2 separate regions of the Mus musculus genome follow, and region 2 is linked to region 1. Evidence: chromatin contacts called from ENCODE Hi-C data. All regions are on one chromosome and are shown on one strand. The core of a region is the stretch at or near the end of the contact, and the rest is flanking DNA. Distances in the headings are between cores, read along the strand shown.

Evidence for each region. A loop is a pair of places that touch in the nucleus more often than their neighbours do.
Region 2: a loop to region 1 is called in a map of regulatory T cell, with 4 times the contacts of the local background. The contact joins the promoter of Rabggtb here to the promoter of Fubp1 in region 1. A Hi-C loop is called at or near these places in 3 of 37 maps with a recorded cell type or tissue (T-helper 1 cell, T-helper 17 cell and regulatory T cell).

What each region holds. Positions count from the first base shown.
Region 1 is chr3:152,207,499-152,213,247 of GRCm38, reverse strand. It overlaps Fubp1 (far upstream element (FUSE) binding protein 1), which reads right to left and starts at 2,826. Exons shown (of 20, transcript NM_057172.4): 1 at 2,548-2,826. The coding sequence starts at 2,655. It overlaps Gm40180 (a long non-coding RNA gene), which reads right to left. Exons shown (of 3, transcript XR_867759.3): 3 at 4,360-5,749. It also overlaps a transcript of Dnajb4 not described here.
Region 2 is chr3:153,908,622-153,914,370 of GRCm38, reverse strand. It overlaps Rabggtb (Rab geranylgeranyl transferase, b subunit), which reads left to right and starts at 2,168. Exons shown (of 8, transcript NM_011231.2): 1 at 2,168-2,446; 2 at 3,483-3,680; 3 at 4,005-4,110; 4 at 4,773-4,825; 5 at 4,912-5,022; 6 at 5,456-5,581. The coding sequence starts at 2,312. It overlaps Gm24494 (a small nucleolar RNA gene), which reads left to right and starts at 2,681; the gene lies at 2,681-2,761. Snord45c (small nucleolar RNA, C/D box 45C) reads left to right here and starts at 2,182; the gene lies at 2,182-2,242. Snord45b (small nucleolar RNA, C/D box 45B) reads left to right here and starts at 3,760; the gene lies at 3,760-3,804.

The DNA.
Region 1 (5,749 bases), core at 1,577-4,076:
CTACTGTATTTCTGTGCTTTTTTACTTCAGACAAAAATCAAACCAAACCAGCATTTACCACTTTCTTCACTGACCCACCCTCACCAATTTTGGAGTTAAAGATAATTCTAAGAAGGTAATGACGTGAAAACATCTATCTCCTACACTTTAGCCCACACTTTCTTTAGTAGTTTTAAAGGTGGAAGTGCAAATCTACTTCTAGTGCTTCCTAGGCAGGGTCCACAGCAACTTTCAAATTTTCCTTTTGGAAAATTTAACAATGCGCACATTCATCCTCAAAGACACAGTTGCACCAAACTTATAAAAAGTGTGCCTAGCAGCACACTCGGGCTGGTCCAAGTTCCCTGGCTTATGTGTGTATATGTGTGTGTGTGTGTGTGTGTGTGTGTGTGTGTGTAACAGCAGAGGACTGCCTGGTCTGGTCTCAGTGGGAGAAGATCCACCTAACCCTTGAGACTTGAGGCCCCAGGGAAGGGAGGTGGGGAGATGAAGAAGGAATGGTGTGAGGAACTGGGGGTGAGTGGGCAGGAATGTAAATAAAGAAAATAATTTTTAGAAAAAGTAAGTGTGCCAGGATCAGTGTAGGCAGACCTGTCACTCCAGCATTCAGGAGGGTGAGGCAGAAAGACTCTCATTTTGAAAACAAAATCTCATCTGGGCATGGGTGGCACACACCTTTAGTCCTAAAGGCAGAGGTAGGCAGTGAGTTCCAGGACAGCCAGAACTACATAGTGAGACCTTAGTCCCTTACTTACACAGGCAAGGTCCTGATGGAATTTCTACATACCCAGAATGTCCAAAGGTGTAACAGATACTATCATCTATAATAAACACTTGTATTATCACAGCCAATGCTTGCTAACAATGGAATCTATCCATAGTTTTTCTCACATTCCCACCTTTTTCCTCCTCCTATGTTATCCTATATTAGCTGACTACCTCTTAGAGCTGTCCTTCCAGAAACCCTCGATCTTTGTAGAGCAAGCAGCAGCTTCTTGTCTATGCTGGCCAGACTCCCACTCCTCACTGCACTATATGAATGTCACCCATCTTTCAGTGAGGCATCCCTTTCCAGCAGCGTCCTGTACAGCGCCTGCCTCACAGTGTGACTATTTATGTAACCGCTGTGGTTTACTTTATCATCAAAGCTGTCTGCTCACTCGTGTTCGATTTTTATCTCACAAGACTAGAAATCACACACTTAAAAAGCTTCCAAAGCCGAGAGGTGGAGTACACCTACACTAGAGACAATTCAGCAGGAAGCCTTAAACCTCAGGCCTGCCTAGGCTTTCGGTAGAGGCCCTGCATCAAAAAGTTTCCTCAGATGCCCAGGCAGACACACTTGTCCCTGAGCCTAACAACTTACACCTGACCAAAGGGTCCTACATGGAAGGAGAATCAACTCCCACAAGTTGTCCTCTGACTTCTATGTACACCAACCACATTGCTCATGGAATCCCTCTGTATGAATAAATATATTTTTTCAGTATCTATGCACTAGATAAGTGTGCTTGCTGTATTATGGTAGACTTGATAAACCTTGATTGAGTCGGTAATCTTTCGGTCCTGAAGGAAGTTTCCAGTATAGTCAAAGCTGGCTTTAAAAACCTGCTCATGTCTAGCAACTACAACAGAGCCATAAGGGTTTATTTTACCTTACAGGCAAATTCCATAACATACTTTTTTTTTTGAGACAGGTCCCTCTTGGCCGTTTTGACTGGCCTCAAACTCAAGAGACCTGCCAGGCTCTGTCTCTCGAGTGCTGGGACTAAAGTCGAGCACCACCCCACCCGGCAAGGCAACATTATACATTTTTAAGCTACAAAGAAGTCGGGGGCGGGGGCTACTTGAAGACATTGACGTTCAGGTTATTGGGGGGGGGGTGTCAAATGCAAGGACTCTTATCTATCCAACCCTTTTCATCTGGGAAAATGGTTGCCATTCGAGGCAACAGTACGTCCCTACGTAGCACAAAGAGGTTGGAGGCTTCGACTTGGGAAGAGAGAGGCAGATTCAAACTCAAGGCTGGGGAAGAAAGGGCCCGGGGCCATTTGGAGCTGGGGAAAGGATTGGTGGATCGCACGCAGATCCCGCCCCGGGGAGAGCCTCGCTGGTGAACGCCGCGGGGAACGTTAGGCTAATTACGGCGAGGGTGGAGAGCTCGGCGGCGCGGGAAGCGGCGGGGACCGCTAGCCAGGCAGCCGGCCCTCCCTGGCTTGCCCTCGCCGTGACCTGAGCGCCCAGAACCTTCCACGCGCCTGGGTCGGGCGGAACCGGAGCCGAGGGAGCCGGGGCAGGCAGGGCGCACGGGGCGGCGAGGCCGCGCGCGCGGGGCGGAAGTGGAGGCCACGCTCGGGGAGAGCGCGTGGGAGGGGGGGGCGCTTCAGACCACGACAACGGGCTCGGCCTCGAGCCGCTGGGACCCCTCGTGAGAAGACGCCATCTCCTCGGGCGGCAGCCGCGAGTGCGAGCAGGGCCGGACCTGCCCCGCCGGCGGCTCTCGGGGGTCGGGGAGGGGAAGCCGCCGCGCGGTCGGTCCACGCTTACCTGCCGCGCTCTCTGCAGGGCATCTTTGAAAGCGTCGTTAACGACTCCGCCGCCGCCGCCGCCAGCCGAGCCAGACGACGGCGGAGGCACTGTGGAGTAGTCGGCCATACCCACGCTACAGCACACGCTGCCGTTTCCTCGCGGAGGGAGGCGCCGCTCTCGGTTAACTGCTAAGAAAGGAAGAAGATGGCGGCCGTCGAGGCTCTATCACATTCTTGCACGACCATCGTGCCGTAAAGGGGCGGAGACTGGCAGACGGAAATCCCGCGATGTTTCAGCGCTGACGCGCGATTGGCGGGGGGTGAAGAGGGGGTGGAGGGTACAGAGAAGGGACGCCGGGCGAAGAATATCGCGAGACTTGACCGGGCTCCCACGAGAGTAGGGTCTCTCTGGGCGCCTCCTCGCAGCGCGAGTGCGGGCCATTGTTCCCTCGCCTCGGCGGCTGAGGCAGTGGCGCCCGGGAAGTGTGCCGCCCGCGCTTGTAGGGGACTTGGAAAGGCCGTCGCGGATCAGGGAGCTAGCTAGTGTCCTTCCGTGTTTCCGTAGTAAGGGGCCTGACGTCGTCGGGCGGGGACGTCACGCAACAGTGTCGCGCGGCCGCACAGCCCGAGGGCCGCGCGCACGGGGCGTGCGGGGCGTCCGCGGCGACGCTGCGGAACCGTCTGCGGCCCGGCGGCGGGAGCCCACCATGCTCCGGGGCGCCGAGCTGCCTCTGCCCATGTCTCCACCCGGGCCGGTCACAAGCGGGGAGGAACTCAGACCACCGGGCCCTTAGTTCTCGAGCCGATTGCCTACTGAGTCTCTTATGTAAAATAGTGTGGGCGAGCGGATGGTGAAAGTATGACCGCCCTTTGTCCTTTAAAAACGTGAGTGTTGCACATCCAGTATGTAGACACCTAGCGTTGCGTGTCTTTGGCCAGTCTTACCATGTGCCCCTTATGTCACGAACGTGTCATGCTCCTGACACAAACCGGCTTTACTGCGTTTTCCCCACCCCCCCCCCCGCGCCCCTGCGGGTAGTCAGATCAATGTCATGGTCTGAATTTTCATTTCTGGACTAGTTGGCTTTGCAGGCAGTTTCTAATATTTGTCATATATGCCAATAACCACGTTTCTCCAGACCATTCCTGAGCGTGTCTTAGCCATGCTAGCCTAATGCTGGCAATTACTACGGTGAATGAGGGTTCTTGGGCCTTTATTCTGTTTATACTTAGTATGCCACAATGATCCCTGCTCTCAGTTTAGCTAAGAAAAAGGCAAAATGGACTGTCTAATGTATGACGTTTCCCCCCTCTCAGTCTAAGAAGCATTTTTCTTAACACCAATCTTAGAATGAGAGAAATATGTTCCCTTGGCTTTCCGATAGCCGGAAACTATGTGTCCAGTACCCACTATCAGTTACTAAGTCAGGTGCTGGCAGATACAAACAGCATGATTTTCTTAAAACCAGCTCTGTCTTAGCCATTTGATAGCTCAGTTTGACCTGTTTAACCTGTTCATGGATGTCTAGGAATGTCCGTGGATTTAGAAAAACAGTAAAGGTATTGGGCTACAGATTTAATCATAGCAATATGTAGGAAAACTAGCTAATGAGAGTATTTCAGTCGCGTTTTAAGGAAGTTTGCCCAGCAAATAGCATTTACTCATCAGTAATTGATGTTTTTATTCACTAATTAGATTTGTATACTAGTTAGATGTCTGGTTGAAATAATTCAGAGTTTTATTTATTCCCCCTATAACCAATTATCGTTTAGATTTTTTCTAAATATTGAAAGGACCTTCATTTCTCATTTTTTACAACACTGCATACCGGGAAGGTGAGTATTGTAGTATGGAATACTTTGGGATCAGCTTAGACTACGGTTTCTTATCCTCAATGCTGCTGAGAGACTTTGGACTGGGTAATTCTTGGCTGTATGCTTTGCATGGTACAATATCTCCGCAGCATCTTTGGCCACTACTTGCCCTCTCCTAAGCACCACCAATTGTGATAACTGAAAATATCTTCAGGCACTGAGTTCACACCTCTGACTCTTCCTTGATCCCTGCCCCTGCCTTTTCTTGACCGTATTAACTCTTGCCAGTGTATGAAGTCCAGCACTTTTTGACCCTGCTGCTCCAGCCCTGGCCCAATTACTATCACTGTAGTCCCAGATCAAAAGGGAGCACTTTAGTTTTGCTCCTTCTTGTTTATGTTTCACTAACAACAACAAAAAAAATAAAGATAAGGAATTTGTAGAGTTGTCAAGATGGCTCACCAGTTAAGAGCACTGGTACTTTTCCAGAGGACCAGGGTTTAGTTCCTACCACCCACAAGGTACATACATACACATACAAACAAAACACCTGAACATGTAAAATAATCTTTCAAAATTTGAAAAAAGTTGGCCAGGTGATGGTGCTTTGTGCCCTTTAATCCTTATGCTCAGGAGCCAGAGGCAAGTGGATCCCTGAGTTCAAGGACAGCCAGGGCTACACAGAAACCCTGTCTGGAAAAAAAAAAAAAAATTTAAGAACGTTTGTACAGAACTCAAAACTAACATACTCTACGTACAGGGGTATTGTATTAGGGTTCTCTAGAGTCGCAAAATTTACGGTATGTCTCTCTATCCTGAGGAGATTTATTGTGATGACTGACAGTCTGTAGCCCAACTCTCCAACAGTGGGCAGCTGTAAATGCTGTAAATGGAAGACCAAGAATCTAGTAGTTGCTCAGGCTAGTTGTTTGAGCTGGTCTTCTGTAGAAGTAGATTCCAGTGTGCTGGCAAGTAAGTGCAAGTGCAAGCAGATGAAGAAGAGCAAATCTTCTCTCTTCCAATATTCTTACATAGGTCTCCAGCACAAGCTGCACCACCACACCCGGATCTGGGGACTTGTTTTGTCCCCGGCTGACCTTGAACTTACAGATCTTCTTGCCTTAGCCGCCATGCCAAGATCCAAGTCAGAAACTTGTGTCTTCTAGCCTTAAGATCTAGATTACAGGTGAGCCCTCCAATTCTGGATTGTAGTTCATTACAGTATAGTCAAGTTGACAACCCGGAATAGCCATTAGAGATATTATGCAAGGACCATACCCTTACCTACCGTTCTATAGCTCAAATAGACCTTCTTTCTGACTGAATTACAATCCACCTCTTCATGGTTTCTTGGAAACAGGCCTCACCTATACATTTCCACTTACACTTTAAATCCTTTGCCCTAG
Region 2 (5,749 bases), core at 919-3,418, 1.7 Mb before region 1:
GCTTCTTCTCCTCCTTACAACCCTCATTCCCACATTCATGTCTTTTATTTTGTGACTCACTGAGTTTAACTGGGGCTGTCTGTGTGGCCATGGGGTTGGAGAAGTCCACCGATGCCTGGTCAGCTTGCCAGCAAGCACATATAAAGAGAATGACTCCCCCTTTCTCAGTATATGTGTCTGTACCCATTAGGTCAGCAGAGAGGGGCAAGGCCCCAGAATCCCTTCCCCATCGATGACTGACCCTTGTCAGGGTCATTCATGTGCAAGCCCAGTGCAGATAAACACAGTGACTCTGAATTCAAGGTTGCAGTGGCTGTTGTGCCCAGAAGATGGCTTCTCAGCCTTTTCCGATTACTTTCTCTTATATTCTTTCTGTGTCCTTCTTCAATGATAGTCACTAAGCTCTAAAAAGAGGTTAGCCCTCAACAGATGTATTTTCTGAGAACCTTGGGCAGCCAAGAGTCTCTGCATAGAAAGGCTTATCTGAATATGGCTAAGAGTAGCATTTTTTTAATGAATATAAGCATAGATATTCAGAAGGCAGCCAACAAACTTTAAAATGAGAAGTGTGGCACACAATTTGTATTTTACGATTACAGCATTTTCCAGTTTAGACTGGCCACATTCCAATCCCTCCCGTGGCTGTATCTGACATCTTGGCTTTAGAGTGATAAATGAACTTATAACTAGTTAGTTGCATTGCAGCTATAGTTCTTTAGGGTGGGGAGGCATACTTTATTCTTTGAAGAGGCAAACTGGGCGGGGGAGATCGCATGCCTAGCATTTTCAGTTGTGAGTTCAAGGCCCAGGACTTTAAAAAAAGGTTAAAAATGAAGAGGTTAAACCATATTAATTTACCAGCACAGAGTGGAAAAATTAACCTTATTTTAATGATTTCTGGGATCAAAACGAAGCATGTATTTTCACCTGGTGTCTTTCAAGGATCTTTCCATAGCAATATATGTGGCGCTTTTTGATTAGCTGGGTAACAGACACTCTATAACTGATCAATCTTCGAGGGTATTGGGGATAGGGACTCGAGCTCAGGTTGGCTTCCAAGTGCCTACACAGCTGAGGATTTGGATCACTGATCCTCCTGCCTCCGCTTTCCCAGTGCTGGGATAACAGGTCTGCACTAGCACTCCGGGTTTGAACGCTGTGGTTGACATCAATGTCCAGGCTCCTTGAATGCTAAGGAAAGCTCTTTGCAAACTGAGCGACATGGGGTCCTTCAGGCAGACTCGTAGCCGGCTGCATCGTGACCGCGGAGTCCTTCAGGCAGGTGTGCGACCGGCTAAATCGCGGCCGCGGGGTCCTTCGGGCAGAGCGTGGCCAGCTACGTAGGGCGTGGGCGGCCGGGCGGGCGCGTGTGCGCAGGCGCGCGGGCCCTGACTCCCCGTGCTCCCGCGCGCTTCAGTCTTTCGGCGGTCGGACATGGTGAGAGCACCGTCGCTGCGGTGCGCGGAGGCAGGGGTGGTCTGGGCGGTGGGTCGGGCTGCGGGGCATCGCGGGCTCGCACAGCATGGGGAACAGGCGGGCCTGCAAGGCGATCATTCTTGTGGGGCCCAGGCTGGCCTGGAGCTCTCCGCAATGCCCCTGCCTCGGCCTCCTTAGGCCATACTTGGACTGCCGCTTGAGCTGTGTATGGCTCAGCGTTTTCTGCACTTCTCGAGGCCTGGGATCTTATCCGCGGACCGTGGGCGAGCCTTCCTGGATTGGGCCGCCTGATATTTTTTCTTAACATCGGGGACTTGTACGTGCCTGTATTTTGAAGGTTACATGATCATTTACGAATGTTGTTTCATAGTTAAACATTTTAACTGGGATGGAAGGAAGTCGGCCTTGGCCCACGCCTTTTAATCCTAACACTCTTGGATTAAAGAAGTGAGGCAGAAGCAGGTGGCCTGGTCTACACAGGGAGTTCCAGACCAGACAGGGCTTCATAGCCGAGACTCTGAATAAAGTAGGAAATTTATTTTGGCAATCGCTTTGACCTACTTATTGGGTGAGTCTTAGAATCGAAGGTGGAATTTGGAGCTAATGGGTCTGATTATTTAGCAAAGGGGTTAGCATGTGAAGACTGTAGAAAGGTGCGCTGAAGCCTCAAACTTGTTAAGCAAGAGTGTGTATTTCTGGCATAACTCAAAAGATAAGCGTCAAGATTCGGGTCAATGATGAGCTGGCATGTATTCTGAATCTAAAGTTGATTATAAACCACTTTAGCTCTAGAATTACTCTGAGACCTGAAAGAAAAAAAGTACTGAGATCTGGCTATGTGTGAGTCTGAGATGTCACGATTTCCGGATGGTGAATGGGATCTCTGCTTTTTTCTTGGAAGGGCACACAGCAGAAAGACGTTACTATCAAGTCAGATGCGCCTGACACCCTGTTGCTGGAGAAGCATGCCGATTATATTGCTTCCTATGGCTCAAAGAAAGATGATTATGTGCGTATGATTCTTTTTTCTGTTGAAAGGTTTCTAAGACTAACAGCAATAAGTATAATACTTACTTGTATAATACTAATTGAGAGGCCTGATTTAAAATGTATTATAGGTGTACCTTGTATATCAGAGGTTGGTATTTGACCACATCAGTCATGTGCTGGTACATAAAGGGCGGAAGTGCAGGGCTGCAGGTAGAAGGGGTTTGCTCATTTCTGTCTGGGGTAAAACCTTGAAGGTCAATGATGTGTTGGCATGTATTATCTGAATTCGCTGATGTGTCATAACACTTTAGCTCTAGAATTACGCTGAGACCTTGAAAAGGTTTTACCTAAACTTGATGTAATGGTGTGCCTGGGGAAATGGCCGGGGAGGTTGCCAGCAGCAAGCAGGGGTGGCTGAGTTTGAGAAGGCCCAAGCTGTGGGGGGACCCTCCAAGGAGGAGTCATTTGGGTAAAAGTATTTGTGCAGCAGCTCTCTGTCTTAGAGAGCGTGGCATTTGACTGTCTTTACAACTTTTCAGTTAGTGGGAATCATAGGCCCAAATGTGTGGCCTTCTTGCCAACTGTGCACCTGGTTCTTTTGGGTTTGGTTTGGCAGCACGCCAGTGAGGCCTTCACCTGAATAAATGCTTGTGAGGTAATGCTTCATTTGGTTCCCATCTTTAGCGTCATTTATCTTTCCGTATTCATAGACTTCATTTGTAGAATGCAATAATTGATGCTTAGTAAACAGTAGGCATCAATACTGCTTTTGGTTAATTCACCTGAGGTTAGCACTTGGAGACTAAGAGTATTGGCTCTCAATCTTCTTGCTGCTGTGACCTTTCCTAACAGTTCTACGTGTTGTGGCGATCTCCGACCATGAGATAACTTTTGTTGCTACTTACTTCATAACTAGTTTCATTGTTAGGAATCAGAATGTGGGGCCCAAAGGGTCGGCAACCGCCACTCTAAAGCCTTACGAGTTGTTCACAGCTGACTTAGGTAGAGGTGGGTTATGTAAAGTCAGAGTGGCAAATCTGAGATGCTTCTCCTAGGAATACTGCATGTCTGAATACCTGAGAATGAGCGGCGTCTATTGGGGCCTGACTGTGATGGACCTCATGGGACAGCTTCATCGCATGAACCGAGAAGAAATCCTGGTGTTTATCAAGTCGTGCCAGCATGAGTGTGGGGGAATAAGTGCTAGCATTGGGCACGACCCCCACCTTCTGTACACGCTCAGTGCTGTCCAGGTGAGCCCTTGTGAAACCTTGCCACTTGCTGTGACCACCCAAAGGCTACTTCCCACAGGTCAGTGATGTCATGGCATGTATTAGCTGAATGCTAACCTGATGCAAGTTACAAATTACACTGAGACCTTGGAAGGTGAACTCCTTGTGTATGTTAATTGAAGCACAGTCCAGTTCAAATTTGGTTTCAATGAAGAGCCAGAGGATAGTTAAAGCCCTACCTGTTTCTTACCTTATCAAGGGAACAAGAAGTTTATAGTAAGCTTGAGAGGGCCTGGTGGGTGACTCTGATCCAGGACAAACCTGTGACACCCGCTTGTCTTTCAGATTCTTACTCTGTATGACAGTGTTCATGTTATCAACGTAGATAAGGTCGTGGCCTATGTTCAGAGCCTACAGAAAGAAGATGGCTCCTTTGCTGGAGACATTTGGGGTAAGACCAGATTGCAGTTTTTGTCAGCTACTCCTACTCAGAATATCTTTTGTCTTGGTGGTAGTAATCATAAGATTTCAAGTTGTTCCGTCTTTTCAGGTCCCACTAAGCAGTTGGTCTAACTGGAATAAAATGGCCTGCTGGAAGTCCCAGCATGCCCCGTGCTGGCTTGTCAGCACACCACACTAAAAGATAAGGTAGGTTCAAGTTTTATCTCCAATAATAATTAACTTCCCTGAAGGTAAAGACCTGGGGAGGTCTCTAAACGTTTGTCAAATTAGTAAATATCTTGAGTTGGGAGATGGAAATTTTTCCTTTGATTAATTTAGATAATCTGGGGGGGAACAAAATGCAGTCCTGAGACCAGCTGCTTTGTGGGATGTGAACCTTTTTTAAAGCAGGGCTTTGATTATGTTACTAAATTACTAGCCCGAATGGGGGGCGAGGCATATACTCCTGCCATTTTATAGGTTCCTTTCTTTTCTGGGCCCTTGCAAGCTACTAGGCTATTGCTTTCTATTTGCCTAGCTGGTTTCCTCAGAAGTTGGGGGACTGCCTCCTAGTGAGCATAGTCAGTCTTGACTTTGGGGAGTTTAATGGGTTTTGTTCTTAGGTGACTTGGTAGCACTTACATGTCTGCCTTGGCTCTTTTTGTCTTTTAGGAGAAATTGATACAAGATTCTCATTTTGTGCGGTGGCAACTTTGGCTCTTTTGGTAAGCTTTGACTGTTGCATTAAAGGACCGAATTAAACACTTGAGTACTAGGTAGCTGTAATAGGCTGCTTCCTTTCTCGTCATAGGGCAAGCTTGATGCTATTAATGTGGAAAAGGCGATTGAGTTTGTTTTGTCCTGCATGAACTTTGATGGTGGATTTGGGTGCAGACCAGGCTCTGAATCTCACGCTGGGCAGGTAATTTTGCAATTAAAGTTTATAGGGGTTTTGTGTTGTGAATGGCCACACCTTCTCACTGAGTTTTGTGTATATGCTGGGTCTACACAACTTCACCCTAAGTAAACACCAGTGCTCCTTATTGGCATTTGTCTGTTTATGTGGGGTCTGCATTCTGTGCTGTTAACTGACCTCGAGGCTTACTGTGTGTGTAGTCCAGGCTGTCCTCGGGGCTTGCTACGTGCTGGGATTGGAGGCATGACCCTGACCTTATTCGTACAGATGAACTAACCTTACCCAGTGCAGAGAACATTGTGCATAAGTATAGCATTCCACTGTCGCATTGAACCTACTAATACAACCTGAGATAACAAAGATGGAGCTTTAGTAATTTTGGTAGTGTCTGTCATTTACTGTTAAACTATACCTGTGTACTTTATGTCTGTAATTTTAGATCTATTGTTGCACAGGATTCCTGGCCATAACTAGTCAGTTGCACCAAGTGAACTCCGACCTACTTGGTTGGTGGCTTTGTGAGCGGCAGTTGCCCTCAGGCGGACTCAATGGAAGACCCGAGAAGGTATTATCTATAGTGGCTCTTTATGCATTCATGGTGCTGTGTGCTTAGAACTGAGGGGTTTCTCAGGTATAGTTTTAAGATCCCTTAAGGAGAGAGCTTGGGGTCTCATTGACTCTGAATTCATTTCTGCCTTGGGACATGTACAGATACTCAAAAGCGATACTGAGG